Regions from separate parts of the Homo sapiens genome. Here region 2 is linked to region 1. The links are chromatin contacts, found by Hi-C or POLR2A ChIA-PET in ENCODE. All regions are on one chromosome and are shown on one strand. The core of a region is the stretch at or near the end of the contact, and the rest is flanking DNA. Distances in the headings are between cores, read along the strand shown. Region 1 holds the start of RIMKLA (ribosomal modification protein rimK like family member A). Region 2 overlaps RIMKLA (ribosomal modification protein rimK like family member A).

Region 1 (7,463 bases), core at 1,545-4,044:
TTTTTTCGAGAAATACTTTGGCTCGGCAAATTACCAAGTGTTTTCTATAGTCTGACTACAGAAGAAACTAGGAACCAGAGATCATATCCTCATTCATTTAAAAAAATATGTATTGAGAGCCTACTACGTGCAAGGCACTATTCTGGCCACTATTATAGCACTGAACAAAGCCAACAAGGTCATTCTCCTGGGACTCACTTGTGCTTTAATTAATCTACTTCCATAACAAATCTTTGGACAGCAGAATTGGTGATCTAATCGTTTTGTTCTACGTTTTGTGATTTGTGTAGGCTACCTCGGAATTAACAGAAATTAAAACTGCATCAAAAAATACCTGTCTTCAATTTCTCCATCGACCAGGCAAATAGCTGTGTACATTTTCCTGTAGTTAAAAAGAACAGGCCGGACGCGGTGGCTCACGCCTGTAATCCCAGCACTTTAGGAGGTCGAGGCGGATGGATCACCTCAGGTCAGGAGTTTGAGACCAGCCTGACCAACATGGTGAAACTCTGTCTCTACTAAAATAAATAAATAAATAAATAAATAAATAAAATAAAAATTAAAAAAAAAAGTAGTGGCACATGCCTGTAATCCCAGCTACTCAGGAGGCTGAGACAGGAGAATTGCTTGAACCCAGGAGGTGGAGGCTGCATGAGCCAAGATGGCGCCATTGCATTCCAGACTGGGCAACAAGACCCAAAACTCTGTCTCAAAAAAAACAAAAAAAAGAACTCCTGGTTTGTGAATAGATTAAGGTATTTTCACACATGAATTCTATTAACATTTAAGACACTAAACAAAAGGGTCTGAGTGTTTCCTGTGGCACTAGCATTTAATTTTATCTTTTTTTTAGGACTGATTCTTTAAAATGAGGTTTTAGATACAGAGCATTTTCTTGCTCTTACAGAATTTGTGACGGTTCTACAAACTAAATGTGATGTGGAATTTGGCTACTGTATCTCAAAAAAGAGACATCTTTACAAACTGTAAAATAAATAAGCAAAAAGTTCATCCTGGGTAGAAAGATGTACATGTTAACTACTTAATCTAGGTCGGTGAAATACAACAGATTATACAATTTAAATATGATCCTGAAACACATAAAGTGAGAGGAACCTTAACCCCTAGTTTCTATAAATAAGAATCCCGAGATTCAAAGACAAAAGTGGTTTGCCCAAAGCAAAGCCAAGATACTTGTTAACTGTAAAGCTGTAATAGGAATTCACATCTGCAGATTCCCTGTTCAGAAATCTAGTTCTACATTAACTGTGACAGTTTTAATAAATCAAGGATAGAGAGAGGGTACCGGTTGCATCTGATAGTCATTGTTGTAGATTAAATGTAAGGTACCTAATGTTTATGGTATATTTCTCCAACAGGATATACAATCTGATATTAAGTATGAGGGACTTCGATAAACTTGGAGATGAAAAATCTATAACAGATATATTCCACTCAGAAACAGGTCATATTCAAAATCTCACTTGTAAGTAGTCTTTCCGAATTTGAAATTCCTTCCCCTGCCAAAGCAAAGTAACAGATTACGAGCTTATTTAACCATTAATAATTGTTGAAATAATGCGAACAGTATCCCAAGATGCACCCTGAACTGGGCGCAAATCCTTTTGAGTCCTGGACTCCCTGAAATGGTTGGATGCCTCCAGTGGAGCCCCAGAGACACTCAAACAGCAAGCCAGAGGGTTTTCTGCGTCAGGGATTCCTAAATCAGAGAGGCCTGTATTAAGGATATACGAAAAAATAATTAACCTTTTGAGGTCAAACCCACAGATGACAACCATGTCTTACCCACAAAAGTCTCCTGAACACAGCAGTGGAGTGATCAGTGAGGCCAGAACTGTCTGAACCTGAAATCCCGGCTCTTCTGGAATCAGAATTCAACGCTGCTAGGGAGAAGGATGAGTTAAACCCATCAAAGGTCTACACTCCCACTTTACACTCGAGAAGTGACTCCAATCTTTCTCAGATTTCCCCCATATGTGGCTTTCTAGTTTGGAAATAATATTCTATGTGGTGCACATTACTGATGCTCACACACTCCCAAAAAACTTTTTTAAAACAGTCATCTTAATAGTAATTTTGTAAATCTGGTGTGGATTTCTAGAAACCTCAGAGTCTAAACTGTCAAGGTATTGATGCGAGCAGGATTTGCAAATGTGGGGTTTAACAGCCTGATTTTCCTCGGACACCTGGGTGGCTTCAGGTGAATTCGGGTTTCTCACAAAATGAAGTCCCCTAAGTAAATTAAATCGCGTTCTCGAATCTTGGCCTCGGGGCAGGTGGTGGTGGTTAAAGAAGCTATGAAGGTTAGCGGCTTTCTCCAACCCCAAGAAGTCTCGCAGCTAGAGTGCGGCTAGTGTGCGGGCCCGAAGGAGACTCTGCTGCGGGAGGCCCGGCGAGCGCGCCCACCCGACCGGCTCTCGTGGACCCCGGCGCGCCTCCCTGCCCTCCCCGGGCCCGCCTCGCTCACCGAGGTGGCCGCCGACGATGGTGACGGCGATCTGGTCCATAAGCACCGCCCGGAAGCGCACGTCCTGCTCGGAGCAGCGCTGCCGGAGGGCGCGCAGGATCTGCACCTGCGGGTAGTCCTCGCGGATGCGCCGGTCCGTCAGGAACCAGAGCTGGGAGCACATGGCGGCCAGGGCGGTGCGCCCCGCGCGGCGCGGACCCCTCGGCGCCCCGGGCCGCTCGCTCAGTAGGGCGAGCGGAGGGGCGGCCGGCGTCCGGGGCGAGCGCGCCACGGCTCCGCTCCCGCGGGTGCGCCAGGCGTCTCTGCAGCCCTGACCCAGCGAATCCGCCCGGCCACTCAGCGCCGCCGTCGGCCCCGCCAGCCAATCAGCGCGCGGCGGCGGGCGCTGGCGGCTGCAGAAGCGACCCTGGCGGGCGGTGCCGGGGAAGGACGGCGGGTGGGGGGCTTGCGGCGGCGGGGGAAAGGACCCGGGGTTCCGGGGAGCGAGCCGCCGGCGGGCGCAGGCGAGGCGGAGGAGGGCAGCCCCGGCAGGCCCCGGACACCCGGTGGACGTGGCGCTGCGGGCTGGGGTGGGACAGCCGGAGCAGGAGGGGCCGGGGCGGCGGCCCTGTGAGGCTCGGAGGGTTTCCGAGCTGACGGGCCAGAGATGCGCAGTGGGCGGCGGATGCGTCTCCCAGGCGATCCCGGGCGCTCGGGGGCTGGGACACGGGCGGACGCCTGCTGAGCCCCGGACAGGGAGGGCCTCGGGGACGTCCCAAAGGAGATTCCGGGGTATGGCGAAGGTCACACGGCTAGGTCCCCAGTTGGACCCTAAAGCATTGGAAGGAGAGGGATTTCTCTGCCGAAATCCTAGCCTGAAGCCCCACGGGGGTGGGGGAGGATGTAGGAGAGGGGGAAGTTGAGTCTTACCCACCTCCCATTCAGATAATTTGAAAGTGCATTTCCTGGGGTCTCAGATTTTCTTACACTGGACATCCCCTCCTAGGTTTCAGCAGGTCTGAGCCTTCACAGACTCGAGGTCATAAAAAATTGACCTAGCATCCTTTTCAGTTAGAAGGACCACTGGCTGGTCTCCCTTCACCACTCCCGCTCTCCCCAGGCCATACAACTGAGTCATCTTTAAACACTGTCCTTGGTCCTGGCCAATTGCAAACCCTGCCTGCAGACAATAGTGTTTGAAGCCAGATTTTCCTTTCTAAATAACTGCAGGATTGAAGTTAGCCATTTTTGGAGACTGCATTTGCTCTTCCAGTTCATTAAAATATGCCTTTTTTTAATTTCTTTTTTGGCTTAGGGAAGCAAGAGTAGTTTCAAGGTAGACCCAGCAATGGCAACTTAGAAATGGGGTAAGTTGTCTCAGGGAAGGCACAGGCTTCTCTGTAAATATTGTGCAGGTGTGTGCATTTACTCACTAAGATGAGCCTATAGGAAAGTTCTGTATACTGGAATTTCAAAAGTTATTTTTCAAGCAATGTTTTTCTTTTTTTTTTTTTTTTTTTTTTTTGAGACGGAGTCTCGCTCTGTGGCCCAGGCTGGAGTGCTGTGGCGCGATCTCGGCTCACTGCAAGCTCTGCCTGCCGGGTTCATGCCGTTCTCCTGCCTCAGCCTCCGGAGTAGCTGGGACTACAGGAGCCCGCCAGTACGCCTGGCTAATTTTTTGTATTTTTTAGTAGAGACGGGGTTTCACCGTGTTAGCCAGGATGGTCTCGATCTCCTGACCTCGTGATCCACCCGCCTCGGCCTCCCAAAGTGCTGGGATTACAGGCGTGAGCCACCGCGCCTGGCCTTTTCAAGCAATCTTAAGTAAGTATTTTGATGTTGCAAAATATCTCCTCCCCCGTTCTATGAATGTATTTTCTTAAAGTAACAATAGTGCCCTATGGATTGGTAACTTTCAAAACTATTTTATGGCAAAAGACAAAATTACAACAAATTTAGTTATAGATTGAATTGGCTTTTGAGATTCATGAATTGGGGTAGCCTCCATTCCACAGAATAGAATGAGAGCTTTCACTGGGCAATGGCAGAAGAGTGGGTTTTAAAAGAGGGGAACAAGGAAATAGAGCAATGGAAGAAGAGCTGATTGCTTAACATCAGGCTACTTTGGGTTACTTTTTTGGTAAGGGTTAAAGCAGAGGGGACTTCCTTATTCTGACTCAGGTAAACTGAAATCTCCTGTTTTCAGGAAAAGCTGGTCTGTTGTGGGATGTACCTCAAGTTTGATTATGTGGCATTTAGCAGGAGGGACTCGATTTGGTTTGGTCTATTCTGTTGTGGCCTGGTGCAAAAGCTCAGTCCAAAACAATGGCCTCCCATAATTTTTGTTTAACACTTCGTAAGCTTGAGCTCTAGAACCTCTATGTTCTACATTGGCCTTTTCCTTGATGTTTCATGTTATACATTTTTTTAACCCTGGCTCCTACAGTATCACCCATAGAATGTGATGCTTCCTTTAAGGCTTCTATAGTATCACCCATAGGAGGTCTATAAGATAGTCAGAACCTTGATTTTCATATATCTTTACTAAAAGATATATAAGTCAGTGAATTTAAAAGTTACTTATAACCCATTTTCAAAGCCATCCACACTAGACTAGAATGTTTTAAGTTAACTGTAGATGGCTATCAAGGTCCATAAAAGCCAGGCTTGAGAAGAGCAGAATCTGAGGATGGGATCCAGATGTTGTAATCACTTTCTCTGAACTCCCTCACCAGGAGCTCACTACCAGCTCTGTGATCTCCCCTTCTCCAGATGGGACACAAAGACCTGGGACAGTAGCATATCCAGTTAGGAAATGACTACACATGTATGTGCAATGTTCTCTTACGTCACCGGAATTCCTCAAGCACAGAGGCAGCTTTTCCAGGTACAGGTCTGCTTTCTAAGATGTATTACTTTATGGAATATTTCTCCATAGGTGACTCCCAAATTCAAATTTAACCTTGATGTTCCCTGAGCTTTAGGATTTAAAAGGATGTTGTTCTGCCATCACCTCAATGTCCCTAGGCTAAACTAATTATTTTCCCCTCCAGTCCAGGCTCAACTGTCTTAAACAAAAAGGAAAATGAATTATCTCATATAACAAGAAACCTGGAGGTAGGTACGTTAGGATTCTTTTTTTTTTTTTTTTTTTTTGAGACAGTCTCACTCTGTCATTCAGACTGGAGTGTAGTGGCGCGATCTTGGCTCACTGCAACCTCCGCCTCCCAAGTTCAATTGACTCTCTTGCCTCAGCCTCCCGAGTAGCTGGGATTACAGGAATGTGCCATCACACCCGGCTAATTTTTTTTTATTTTTAGTAGAGGTGGGGTTTCGCCATGTTGGCCAGGCTGATGTCTTAACTCCTGACCTCAAGTGATCTGCCTGCCTCATCATCAGTGACCCAGACTCTTTCCATATTTTCACTCTGACAGCCTTGGGCTAGTGCCCCTCATAGCTACAAAATGGCTGCCACAATTCTAGCTGACGTACATACATGCACAATGTCCAGCAGAAACAGAGAGACTATTTCTTCCTGTGTGTCTCTTTTTTTAATCGGCAAGGAAAACTTTTCTCAGAAGCCCTCAAGTCGACTTTCCAGTCTCATATGCCCACATCTAAGCCAGTTACCAGCAAAGAAAAGGAAACTATCATGAATGGCTTAATTTCATTATGGTTCATTCCTTGGGGCTGGGAATTAGACTCCCTTCCTCCAAGCACATGGCCATGTAGAGGTGGATGAACTGGGGAAAGATTGGAGGTATTTTAGGAGGATTGAAAGGAGAATAGATGGCCAGGTGCAGTGGCTCATGCCTGTAATCCCAGCACTTTGGGAGGTTGAGGTGGGCGGATCATTTTAGGCCAGGAGTTCGAGACCAGCCTGGCCAACATGGAGAAACCCTGTCTCTACTAAAAATACAAAAAAACTAGCCGGACATGGTGGCGCGTGCCTGTGATTCCAGCTACTTGGGAGGCTGAGGCACAAGAATCACTTGAACCCAGGAGGTGGAGGTTGCAGTGAGCCGAGATTGTACCACTGCACTCCAGCCTGGGCCACAGAGCAAGACACCATCACAAAACAAAACAAAACAAAAAAAAAGGAGAATAGATGTTGGGAGGATAAACAATGGTGCTTCGTATAGATGACAATATGGTAAATGTATCAGTCAAGATAAGCTAGGTTAGGCTGTGGTGACAAGTGATCCCAAGAGGGCTTGCAACAATGAAGTCTTATTTCTGAAAATGTACTCATACATAGTAGGACAGTATGGCTATCCTCTAGGTTGTTTTTGTGCCAGGACCCAGGCTGACAGAGCAGTCTTTACTATTTCTTTTTTTCAGAGAGAGGATCTTGCTCTGTTGCCCATGCTGAAGTGCAGTGGTATAATCAGAGCTCACTGCAGCCTCAAACTCCTGGGCTCAAGCAATCCTCCCACCTCAGCCTCCTGAGAGGGTAGGACTACAGATGCACACCACCATACCCAGCTAATGTTTTTCTTTTTTTGTAGAGATAGGGGTCTCACTGTGTTGCCCGAGCTCATCTTGAACTCCTGGCCTCAAGTGATCTGCCTGCCTCAGCCTCCCAAAGTGTTAGGATTACAGGCGTGAGCCACTGTACCGAGCCCAGAGCAGTCTTTATCTGGAATATGTTGGTCTCTCATGGAAGAAGGAAAGTGATTATGATAAACTACATGCTGGCTCTTAATACTTGTGCCTGGCACTTACACATGGTCAGGTCACATTTTCTTGGCCAGACCAAGTTCACCTGGCCACACCTGATGTCAGTGAAGTAAAGGAAATATAATCCTTCCCTGGGAAAGGCAGCAAAAATTTGTGAACAATTGTGACCAACTATACAGTCTGCTACAATCGAAGACCAGAAATAGCCAAATCCTGCTCTGCTAATCATCCCTCCTCTCCTTAGGGTTCCCAAGGGAACTATATCCAAGAAAAACTGGAGTAGAAACCAAAGGATCATTTTATTCATAGCTGAGCT
Region 2 (7,463 bases), core at 1,471-3,970, 40 kb before region 1:
AATTTCAGCCAGAATTTTCTAACAAAAGATGCTTAGGCCCTTGAGGAGCTCTAAAGAGCTGTGATTCACCAAGAGTACAGTAGACCTAAGGTTAGTGGAAGAGCGATCATTTTTGAGAGAAGCCTCTCACCAGATTTAAGAAGTGCCATTAGTGAAAGCAGCAGCTGCAGGAAAAGCAGCGGATACCAGCGTGATAGACAAGTGGGTGCCAGCAGCATGAAGCTGGGAGAGTCCTAGAGGGACACCATGTAACTCTGGGAAGTAGAAGGGGAAGTGTCACAGGCTTATTCTTTGAGGAGAGGAAATCCCAAGATCCCACAACTTGGAAAGGCATCTGCAGCCAGCCTGAACATCTCTCCACCTGTGCCCCTGCAGCATGGTTTCTGCCAGAGCCACCGTCAAGAGGGTAGGGAAGCCATCAGCAACCTTTCCAAAGTACTTCCTTTCTCACCAAATACGCTGGTCTACCATGGAGCTAAATGCAGTTCTCTTTGAGACAATGGGGGAATTTGAATACGGACTGGGAATTAGATGGTATCAAGGGATTACTGCTAATCTTTTTATATGTGGTAAAGGCAAATGGAAACGTCCTTTTCTGGGGAGTTTACTATTCTCTCCACTTTTGTGTAGTTTGACGATTTTCATGTAAGAGAAGAAGAAAGAAACATAGGCCACATTCCCCAGTGTTTGGGTTCAAGGACAATATGAATGGTACATAATGTCATACCCCAAATCATCCTCGGCTGCAGCAATCAAGCACTATCCCTTTGATGCTCTGACCTCAATTTGGACTCCCTGACCCTCAGAAGCTGGGGAATAGCCTTAGTTCAAGGGTCTTGAGCCTTGTTTTGACTGTTAGTCCCCCAGGGTCTTATCACCGCTTCTCCCAGGAAGCCTCTTGAAATGTCAGGCAAACACAAGTCCTGAGGGCCCTGCCTGACCTGTCAGAGTTCTTCTGGTGAGTACACAGATTCTTTCAATCCCCTGAGACCCCTTACTGCACCACACAGCCATTTTAAACAGCTTTCAGCTCTCACTTGCTATTTGAATCTTAATTCGAATGTCAGCCCGGGAGAGCACGCTGAGCAGGCCCGTGACAAGCTCACGCCATCTGCATTAGTATTTTCCTCCATCATCTTGACAGTTGAGAGTTGGCAGTATTACAATTCAGACGGCACTCTGCGTTTGAAAGGAAAATTATAGTTTTTCAGAACGCAGCTGGTGTGCAAGTGAATAGGGTGAAGTTTCTTCTGTGAAGGCTCTTCCTCATTTTATGATATGAAAATAATAAAATGTAGATTCAGCATGTGATTCTTACTTTACAAGAACCACCAAAAGGCACAGAATTTTGGAGACAAAGGCAAACAAAGCATTCTGTTCCATAGTAATAATTTTAATAAAAAGCAAAAACAGCAAAACAATCATTTATAAATGATTTCGTCTCTGTTGGAGAAGTTAACACTGTTATTGCTGTATAAACCACTTGGAAATGAGCTATTCTGGTGCCTAGTTAAGATGTATTCTTTTCAGCATATTTTCATTTTGCCAGTTAGGCAGGAAAAGCTACAGTCCACTTTCCTGGAGGGAATTTAGCTGAACTACTGCCCACAGGTGACAGTGAACTTTACAAATCACTCCAATAAGTTTAGTAGCAAAGTAAACATCTTTCTCAAGTGTTGAAATCACAGAAGTTAGACAGAACAAGCAGAGAAGCAGTCTTTTAGGTGTTAAACTTCATGCCACTTGTGCACATTACACTAGGACACTTGCTTCTGAGAAATACAACACAAATGCTACCTCCCTGGAACTAAGATGTTTCAGTGCTCACGTGTATCAGTTTCTTCTCTCTGTCTCCCAGCAGCAGTGGTGTGCTGACAAATGTTTAACAACCAGCTCTCGGGGAGGGGGGTCTTGATATAGAGTGTTTGCCAATCTCTGTGGTGTAAATACTCTCAATAGGGCCGATTCCCCAGCTACTGATGTGATGTCACTGAATGTTCAGGTTGGGAAGAGATGTGCAATAGCACGCCATTATATTGTAGCACACCATACCAATACAATAGATGTCAGTATCCTCAAGAACATAGATAATAGTAAAATAATTAGGAAGTGATGAGTTTTGAGTATTTATTACTGTTTTTAACATACTTTATTTAATTGCAGGTTAATATAATCTCTAATGGTCACTGTGGCTGTGTTTACCAACCAGCTTACAAAATTCCTGGAAATTCAACAATCCACTCTCATGGGCCAGTGCAAACCACTTCGGCACACCACTGGAACTCGGGACCTCAAGGTGGGACTAAGCAAACCAGGCACCCGCCTAGTCCTGCCTCCACAGTGACCGTTATCAGCTCTGCAGAATGATTAAGGGCCCCAGCTCTCCCCTTGCAGATCAGTGTTCCTTCTAAATAGGAGATTACGGGAGTCCCACTCCGGATAGGCCCAGGACAGCAGAATTTTAGCAGCTTTATTGGTTAGTTCCATCTGATCTCAGGGCTGTCATCCCTGCCAAGTCCAGATGGTGCTGTCAGACTATCAGAGTTCCCCACACAGCCCCTCCTTCCCCCAGCCTTCTGCACTCCCCTCACCCTCTATTTGACAGGTTTAATTCACGTCCCTGGCACCACCTCCTTCCATTTGATGCGAAGCCAGCAAACCTAATACAGGAAGAGCCAAAAAACCCAGGTGCTAAATCATCCAAGGTCAGGCTGCTTTCCAGGTCGGCTTTCCAGCCCCCCAGTTGTCTGAGGCAGTCTCTCCTCCAGGATTTTTCTTAGCCAAATACGTTCGCTAGATCTTGCACATAGCGTCATAAAATCTCAAGGATGGATGGGACCTTCCAGTCATTAGCCTGAACCACAGCATGCTTGAGCTACCGCCAGCCCTGCCCCCAGCAGCTCTTTTTCCCAGCTGTAAAGCTGCTGTCTGCCAGCTTTTATCCCTTGGCACTGAGCCATGATCACAAGAAGGCGATGCTTGTGTTGCTCACAGTGGGGGAAGCAAGAGGAAAGGAACCTATGGAAAGCCAGGCATGTGGTTAAGTGCGACACATTCAAGTTTGTTTATGTATCACATTTATAGGTGACAAAATTAAGGTTTAACAAGTTGAAGTAAAGTGTCCCTGGGTCACACAAGCTTTAAGTTACCTGGATTTGAACTGGATCTGACTCAGACTAGTACCATTCACATTAGCCCACGCTGCCTTCCAAAAGGTGTACCCCTGACAACGAGTGGTGAATATGGTCATTGTGATGCCTGGCTTGTGCAGTGGGAATTAAAAATGCATCACCTTAAGAGATGGCACTCGAATTCCGCTTGGGGAGGGAACTGTCTTCGTCCAGGAAAATGTTTTTAATAAGCCACCCATGGTAAAAGGTGAAGTCATGACGGTTAGGGTGTTGGCAGGAATCAAATTAAGAAAAGGAATGGCTATCCATCTGGTTGTATGTGAGAATATAAATGGAACTGCTCTGTCCCAAGGACAGGAGACAGGGACCACGTGGAGTGGAAGGTGAGTGGAGATTCCTCCATAGTATATAAAAAGAACATTCTATAAATGGGGTGCCGAGTCTGCACTGTTGTAGCATCTGCCATTCCTTCCCACGTCACTGAGACACACGCAGGCACACACACTCACTCGCTTGAATTTTGCTATGTGGAAATGGGCGAGGAAACTGAGCTTCATGTCTCAGCTGATGCATTGCAGGGATAAGACGCTATTTAAAATGAGGTAGCAGAAGTGTGGAGTCAGCAGTGGCTGCAAAAATATAAGTCTTTGAGAAATCACAGAAATCTAGAGGTTCAGAAACAGAGCCCAGTTATCAGACCTCTCTGGATGTCAAGAGGCAAGGAGCCCTCAGCTGACATTTGGGTTACAATAGGGATGAATCTGTGCCTAATGTCTGGCTGCAAGGGGAACGCACTGTGGAACAGAAAGTGGGGGGAAACTTTTGACCTTGTTGCTGATTGAAACTGGAGCATGTGCATCGAACAGGATTTCTTCTTGGGTGTGCCTAATGCAATAGGTTTAGGAGCTGCAAACCCTTGGTTTCCAGGACATTCTGCAGTGAGGGAACATCAGCCGAATTGGAGCCAAATAAGCTTTCAGTTAGCTTGGCATGGGCTTTCTTCCTCACATCCCACCACTGAAAGTGTGGGGTAGAGTTAAATGGTCTTGGCTGGTCTAAAGACGGTGCGGGCCATGAGCCAGCTTGCATCATGGAAATATACATGCCTTTGGGGCTCTCACCTAGAAGCCATCCAAGTGCTGAACCCTTGACAGCTGGCACATCAACACCGTGTTGATCCAGAACAGAGGCTCATCAGAAGGGGAGGAGGCGGAGGGTAGGCCCAGGATGGGAGCATGTGCTAGATTCCAGGGAGGGATGGAGCTACCTCTGGCAGTATGCCAAAGTGGATGAGGAATCAGACTGCCTGAGTCCAGCCTTGCTATTGACTAGCAAGTGAACATGGCCTCTGGAACTAAGTAAGATTCCCTACTTATGAAATGGGGGACTAGACTGGTCTCCAAAATGCTAATTCCATGGTCTCAAATGGGGATCATAAGCGACTTTCTTAGTGTTGCCCTGGAGCCCCAGAGAACATGAACCTCACAGCAAAATTACCAAACCAGGTTGGAATGCCAGCACAGGGCTTGAGACAGTGCATATTGGCACAGGAGCTGTACCTAGAGAAGGAAATGGAAAGGCTTAAAAGAAGAAAGTTTCCACATTCAGCCCTGTGGTTTTAGGAGGGAGGGCTGCAGAGTCTAGCCATAGACCTGGAATGGAGGCATGATTTAGTTTTAGGAAAAGATTATAACATTATAGCCCTTAGAAGAATCGTCTTCCAGGTAACATTTTAAAGTAACAATCTGTCCTGATCTTGAGTCTCAGAGGTACAGTCAAAAACAGTCCCAGATCTATGAACATTCACTTTAGGGACAGTGACAAATATGGCTATTTTCAGGGGCCTTCCCAAGACATCCACTCAGACTAATGGCAAACAGGCTTACCTCCAGTTGCAAAGGAAAATATTAAACTGTAGTGACTTGACTAAGGTTGGATTTATTCTCTGACCTGACTCCTTAAACTGACCTGCTAAGGCTATGCCTGCACACAGCACTGTGGTTCATTAGCCTCTGGGAGGGTCAGCTTTTATTTGGGTGGTCCTAAAACTCCCCAGCCAGCCGCTTACATCTTCCTCAGATTTGCATTCAGTGTTCTCAAGACCAGCATTCCTCAGGATTTAAAGAAGGGAGGAAGCACATCTCCCCCACTTCTCCAGGGTGGATGGAAATCCATGCATCTCATTATCTTTATGCAGAACAGCTTCAAAGACATCTACCTCTGATCAATACATATTCATGATTCTTTCATTAAAACAGCCCACAGAAGAGCCATTTTTTCCTCCTTCCTACTAGAATTCCAAATCATCCCAATTTTTTATTTCTTTCACAAAACTATTCCAGACCTTTCCCTTTTCCCTTTCCTCCTCTCCTGGTCCCCATGGTCATGGAATCTCCTTTTAGCTGGAAGCAATGGGCCTGAAATTGTGACACTAGTGGCTTATGATCTACTTATATTGTTTCTGAGATCCGAAAGACCTAAAGCCCCAAATCCTCATTCTGGCAACCCCATACCCGATCAGAAAAACAGCATGAAGACATTTTTCCCAAGTGCAGAATCGTATATTCTGAGTGACTGAGCTATTGGCATTCAAGTTTTGACCAGTTTCAAGATGCTACTACCAGATAATGGGAAGACCATATACAGACACTGCAATCTATGTTACATAAGGAAGACTTTGTTAGTTGGTATACAAGAGTGGAGAGTTTCAGGTTATATACGATACATCCAGAAGGCTGTCTGAATACACAAAGAGCCTTATTCCTTTCAGGTCTTAAGTTTCCCTGGCTGGAAGTGAGGCCTCTGAGAAGCTGCATTCCTTTCTCAGGGTACCCTACCACTGTTTGGTGTGCTAATGCCAAGAATGTGTGGCTTTTTTTTTTTTTTTTTGAGACGGAGTCTCGCTCTGTCACCCAGGCTGGAGTGCAGTGGCATAATCTTGGCTCACTGCAGCCTCCACCTCCAAGGTTCAAGCAATTCTCCTGCCTCAGCCTCCCAAGTAGCTGGGACTACAGGCGCCCGCCACCATGCCCGACTAATTTTTTGTTCACTGTGTTAGCCAGAATGGTCTCAATCTCCTGACCTCATGATCCACCCGCCTCGGCCTCCCGAAGTGCTGAGATTACAGGCGTGAACCACCACGCCCGGCCTGGCCTTTTTCTTTAAGGAGTGATGGGAAACTGTTATAAAATCAGATGTGGGAGGTGCTCTACTACCATTAATTTACATGCACCAGTCTCACTTACTTCAGCTTCAAAGAGGTAAACAAAGGAGGCATTTTCTCTATCTGAGTGAAACATGGAGACGCAGAGTTCCTGTGATTGCACGAGGTCAGCTGTTCAAGCGGAGAACCAGAACCAGGCTCTGGCTCTACACCCCATGTTCCTTCAGCAGGCCTGTGGCCAGCTGTGACAAGTATAGCCTGGCCACCTGGCTGAGGCTCACAGAGCCCACAGCCAGCATGGTATGGGAAATCCTGGATTGGGGCTGGTTGTGGTCCAGCTGTGATCCAGCTTTCTCCACTTCTAGACAGGGCTAGTGCCAGGCAATGAAGCCAATGACTACAGATGTCACTCACAGCTGGAAAATGGGCCTCCTTTGGCAAAGGAATCTGGAAGCACTCTCTAGCTGCTCTGCTCAGGCTGGGGCCCTGCTAGCCTCCTTTTAGATAAAGTGGGGAGACTAGATTCACACCAAACAGTGGAAATGAGGGAATGCAGCTTCCAGACGATCATCACTTGGTTAAGTTTGCACAGAAAGTGTAACCAGTTCCAGTGAGAACAAACCTAAAGCTGTCCGTCTTTTAAAGCCACCCTGAGTGGTAAAGATAAGGTACATATCTTAACCTATATAAAGGTGAAGTATTATTTTTCAACTGTACAAGACACATTACTAGGGTTACAGTTCAGTGGCATGCACCTTATGTTGGACTGCATTTAAACTACAACTGTGTAGTGTGACATCTCCATTACATGGCACCAAACATTTGTCAATTGCACAACTATTACTTGGTGAGATCTGGTTTTAACTACAATACTTTAAAAGCCAATTTCTATTTAAATGTGTTATGAAAAAATGCAATAGCTTAACTTTATACACATTTTACATTTATGGCAGAGTAAGTACGGTAATTTCTGCACCCGAATGGGTAGTGTTGCCTTTGAAGTAGTCACCTTGGGAAGATGTATGTTTATTCCAGTGAAGCTGACCTTACACAGAACATTCCTAGAACCCTCTTTAGAAACTGTCAACTTGTAAGGGTCTTCAGTGTTGGTAAATCTTTGTCCTTTAAGGGTAGATCTATTTTTTGAGGAATGATTTTTTTTTTTTAAC

The links. A loop is a pair of places that touch in the nucleus more often than their neighbours do. ChIA-PET counts read pairs that join two places held with the same protein, here RNA polymerase II (POLR2A). Pooled maps may share reads with other maps.
Region 2: a map of posterior cingulate gyrus shows a loop between it and region 1 (6-fold over the local background). The contact joins the enhancer-like site here to the promoter of RIMKLA in region 1. A Hi-C loop is called at or near these places in 4 of 168 maps with a recorded cell type or tissue (PC-3, posterior cingulate gyrus, posterior vena cava and 1 more) and 3 of 50 pooled maps. POLR2A ChIA-PET finds 5 or more read pairs at or near these places in 6 of 52 experiments (CD8-positive, alpha-beta memory T cell, GM10248, Panc1 and 2 more).

Annotation. Positions count from the first base shown.
Region 1 is chr1:42,376,123-42,383,585 of GRCh38, reverse strand. RIMKLA (ribosomal modification protein rimK like family member A) reads right to left here and starts at 2,794. Exons shown (of 5, transcript NM_173642.4): 1 at 2,489-2,794. The coding sequence starts at 2,651. RefSeq lists silencers at 2,578-2,797, 2,878-2,997, 3,008-3,187.
Region 2 is chr1:42,416,493-42,423,955 of GRCh38, reverse strand. It overlaps RIMKLA (ribosomal modification protein rimK like family member A), which reads right to left. Exons shown (of 5, transcript NM_173642.4): 5 at 1-7,463. Among named protein-coding and RNA genes, the nearest start is that of ZMYND12, 36 kb to the left of the region's middle. Within about 2 kb of position 2,720, at least 8 of the 41 ENCODE cell types and tissues checked have a DNase peak (open chromatin) inside an H3K27ac peak, as active enhancers do.